Regions from separate parts of the Mus musculus genome. Here region 2 is linked to region 1. Evidence: chromatin loops called from intact Hi-C (ENCODE). Cell type or tissue: left cerebral cortex. All regions are shown on one strand.

The links. Peaks named below come from ENCODE experiments on the same cell type or tissue, not always from the same donor. Only the 100,000 strongest peaks of a DNase experiment are listed, where the experiment ranks them.
Region 2: a loop joins it to region 1, with 4 times the contacts of the local background. A loop is called at or near these places in 2 of 42 quality-filtered maps.

Annotation. Positions count from the first base shown.
Region 1 is chrX:67,883,574-67,886,073 of GRCm38, reverse strand. No RefSeq gene overlaps it. Among named protein-coding and RNA genes, the nearest start is that of 4933436I01Rik, 37 kb to the left of the region's middle. In left cerebral cortex, no CTCF peak of the experiment used is centred here; no DNase peak of the experiment used is centred here.
Region 2 is chrX:67,819,972-67,822,471 of GRCm38, reverse strand. No RefSeq gene overlaps it. Among named protein-coding and RNA genes, the nearest start is that of 4933436I01Rik, 100 kb to the left of the region's middle. In left cerebral cortex, no CTCF peak of the experiment used is centred here; a DNase peak (open chromatin) is centred at 1,194.

The sequences.
Region 1 (2,500 bases):
GAAATGATATTTTGTGTGATATTTTCTGCTTGTAATATACTGTGAGCCAAAATTTCCACTGGTATTTAGACAATAAAATGCATACTGAAGTGATATATAGCACTTTGAATTGTCAATCACAGAATTATACAAATACCCTTCTATTTTCTCTTTTTCTTGTATGATTGCCAGATAAAGGAGCTGTAAAGAACATAGAAAAGGGAAATGTGATAAGGTAAAATATTTTTTCTCTGAAATGTCATTCTGGAATATGTCTTATTGGACCATGGTATGAGTGATAATATATACGGTTCTATAATAAACAACTGAGATTTTTTTTCCTTTTTTTCACCAGTAGCAGAAGCAGCTAATATTACTTTCCTATAGAACTTCATAGAAATCTAATATCATTATAGCTAAAAATGAAAATGAGTGGCATATATTTAGTTTTTACTAGGAAGTAAGATAGCATATTAAATATTACAATGTGTGGTATACAATATGGTTTTAGAATCTTTGAAGTATTGCCTAAATTGTTGACCTATATTAGTTGACAGGATTTTATTAAAATTTTCCTCAGATGGTGTGAACAAATCACTACTTCTTCAAGATAGAGCTCTAACTACAGAGCAAAAGAACAATTCTAATGAAGTCTAGCTTGGTGAATCAATGAGTTTATTGTCCTCTTTGGGAGCATGAATGATGCATTATTTTCAGAAATGCAGTTAACCTTAAAAATATGCATCAACAAAAATATCTCCCTTGCATAGATTATTGTTTTCCCATAGCTGCATACACAGAAATGTCCCTCTGTTAAGCCTCTATTTCCTATATACATCCTTAGTATATGTGCAGCTGGGTTAGGATCGTATACATCTAATAGGGGCTGTACAATGTACTACCTCAAATCTCAGGTGAGGGTCTAATTACCCATCTCTAACCCTTCTTTAATGAAAAAATCTCAACAGGCTCCATGTGTCTCTTGAGGATGATCTTAAATGCTTTGAATAATATAACAATATTGTGTGTAGAGGACAAACGTCTACAACAGTACCTGTTTCTTTGTATGTGTTAACTACTCTTAAAAATTTGTTAGATTTGTTATACTTCAGTAAATTGTTCTCAGAATTAAGAAAATGGGTAAAATATGGCTTCCTTTCAAATATGAAAATATTTATTATCATATTTTTACAGTGAGTGATCTAAATAAAAAGAGAATCCTGAGAAGTATTCATAAATTGTCCTTAATAACATGTTGAATTGTTACCTGTGTAATTTTGGTAATTTTCACCTGTTATAAGGAGAACTACCATATTGTATTTGTTGTTAACACTAGTTCACTACCAAGTGTATCTAAAATACATTTTTGGTTTTTTTGTTTTGTTTTTTGTTTCTTATTTTCCCCACCCAATCGTTCAGGGTTTATTAGTTTAAAAAATATGTGAACATCACATAACTTGCATTGAAGTTCAGAAATATTGAAAGAATAGGTTAAAACTTATTAGATGCTTATACTTCTTTATATTCACATTATAACTTGAAAAGTTATCCATCGCCTGAAAGTTCCTTTTATTCCTTCTGTGACAATCATTCCAAATGAATTTAGTTTATCGCGCTTCTAAATATTCACTTCTGTTCTAGAACACAACAACTTGAACTACGTTCCATGGTAAGAGAAATGGCTTCCAAAAGTTTAAAAATGTGACAAGTGACCAGACTTATTGGCAGATGATCTTACAAATACTATTTTGTGGACTATAGTGCTATCAAGTATAAAACTTACAAATTTCAAGCTTCAGATTTATTATTGAGAATATAATTACAGAATTCAAATTTTCTCATGTATTACACAATGACTGAAAAGCTGGGTATGTCTTTTTCTTCTGCTGGTGCTGGTACTTGTGTTGTGGATGGAACCTTGAGCTTAGCACATGCCGGTCAACAATTCATAACTGAGATGCATTTATGGCCTGAGATGGCTATCATCTTAGACAATAGACAATAATTAGGAGGAAAAGCTTTAATCTCAGAGGGATTATCTAATAGCTATTCCATGAGATTTCTGCATCACAAAAGGAGATAAACTTCTTTCCTTGTTTGTAAAAATATTCCCAGAGATTACTAACTGAGAAACACAGTCTCAAAGTGGTCATATTCAAAAGTCTGTGGAAATATCAACACTATTGCCTTGACTTCTTCCTTAGTGATTACATCTACTAGTGTTGCTGAATCCTCCAGAAAATCCAGCTATTTTGGTCTTCCAATAAATGAATGAATGCTAGCAAGTCTTCTAACATTTTTTTGATCTTCAGCACCAGACTTTAACTTCGGAGGCTTCTAGTTTCATGGACCAGTTAGTTAGCAGGATCTTAGCCTCTTCAGCAAGACAGATATTATTGCACAACTCACGTCTTATCATGGAAACTTACCTAATAAATTCAATGTGTGTATCGCTCACTCATACATTCCTTAGTTACTTTTCATCTGTAAAGCAATGCTTTGTTAGTTTGTTTTTATAGTA
Region 2 (2,500 bases), 64 kb after region 1:
GTTTTTATATAGAAAAGGTGGATGGAAATATTTGTTTATCTTAATATTGTTAAATTTTCCTAACCATTATTATATTGTGCTTCTCTATTTGAATATAAGCTCCAAGAGTGGAGTCTTACTTTTACTCACTTATTCATGGTACTTAGTTAGAACTGTGCCTAGAAAATAAGCAAGTTAATGGTAAGTCAGTTGGTCTGCTAGTATATTAAGACACTTGAATAAGGGACAAAAATAAACTGAATAAACATCATTTATTTTCAAAGGCAAAGAATATTAAAGTTTACTGTCAAATTGCGTGGAGGCAATCTTAGCCTGAAGTGCACAAAATTATGTTGTAGGGCTTAAAGTAGGTACACATACTATAGCGGGATAGCTAGAAAGAGAGACCAGTCAAAGAAGTGTGCTTACTTTGACATACAAAGACAAGTGTAATATCCAGAACCCAGACCAAAATAGATGAGTGTTCTGGTACCTGCTTGTAATCCCAATCCTGGGGAGGCAGACAAAAATGGGTACTTGGAGCTGGTCAGTCAGCCAACTTAGTCTATTTGTAGAATTTTTGGTCAGAGACATTCTCTCTCTCTCTCTCTCTCTCTCTCTCTCTTTTAAAGATGTATAGATGTTTTCTGAGAAACAACACTTAATGTTTTCCTTTGGACTACAAATATATGTGCACACATATACATGTACTCCCTTCCTATATATGTGCATCCACTATGAATATGCATGTACATGCACATACAAGAGTATGTATATATTTAAACATATGAATGTATGAACATATAAAAAGTGAAAGGTAATTTAACTACACATGTCTTGCTTCCCTTGAACACAGTAATGATATCATATCAATAACCAAAAGCAAAGAGAGATTTTCAGTAATTCAAGGACCATGTAATTAAAGGTGCTTCAATAGTAGCATCTCAAAAGTCACATATATAGAGTACTTGAAAATTTTTAGAAAATGTACCGTTCTATTTTTGGGTTCTGCATTTGCTATCACAATAAAGCAGCAACATTTTACAAAAGCTGCTCACAGTCTACATCGCTCTTACTTGTACTAGACAGGTCCTTCTCAGCATGAGGAAGTTGCTACACATAGCTAAATTGAGCAATATTGATTTTTTGCTTTTTTGAAGTGTCACTCCTGATATCTGTAAATGATTAAATACTGCACACTGAGCAGTGCCGAGTATCTTTATCTAGCCAAAGTTTTATCTTTGTAGCTGCTGACTTTATCCTGGAGTGTCAGCAATCAAATTATACAGAACGAACAGACACACACACACACACACACACACACACACACACACACATGCATACCTTCTTACTGGCATTCTATTTCATATTATGAAAGCTACTGATAAAAACAAGTTATAGGGCTCTAAGTTCTACATACCATCTGTTCTGTCCTTCTGTCATTGTCTGCTTTGCACCTCTCTGTTCCTGTAAATGTGCAGATAGGGCTTCCACAGTAACTAATTGTTATTCTCCAATGGTAGTCATGGTCCCTACTTCTTAGTATTCAGATCAGAACCATCAGTATTTGAAAATGAGAACAGTAATCCAACAATAACAAAAGCAATAATAAAATTGGCATTTTAATTGAAATAAATGCAGGAATAGAAGAATAATTCTGGTTATCACATTGTAAAATTAATTTATAAACAAATATTATGCAGCTATTTAATGAGATATATTTCTACCTTCATATGCATACTCATAATTAAGGAACCCGCTACTGTATATCTATACAACAAACAGCTATATGTGTATGTTAATCTACAAAACATTACAACTTACTTTTACAAGATCAACCACTAGCAGGCATGTATGAAATGAGAAACTAGTTTTAGTTTTGTTGTATACATTACTTTCTAGGATATAGATTTTTTGAAATGAATGTTTGATCACATCGAATATAAAAGTACATAAAATTTATGAATAAATGGGAATATCTGTTAATCCCATATTTTTATATTTGGGTAAAATTCAGATATAGTACAGAAGATTACAAATTTATGAGTGGGGCTGTCTAGAATACTTGGTGGTTTGCACTTTCTGCTTTCCAAAATACCTGAGTTTGACTTCAAGAATCCAAATGGGAATTTAGAACCATTTTAACTCTAGCTATATGGGATCTGATTCCATGTCCTCTTCTGTCCTCTGTAGGCACACAGCACATATATAAACACTCAGGAATACATACACAAACATATAAAGTTAAAAAGCAGAACAAAATGAAACAAAGAAAAATTTGTGAGCAAAATATGCAATCCCCATCAAATTCCCAAAACAATTCTTCAAAGACATGGAAAGAGCAATTCACCTGGAAAGGCAAAAACCCAGAAAAAAAAATTAAACCAATTCTTAACAATTAAAGAATAGCTGGAGGAATCACAATTCCTGAATTCAAGCTTTACTACAGAGTAATAGTGAAAAAAACAGCATGGTATTGGTAAAGAGACATACACATTGATCAATGGAATTGAATTGAAGA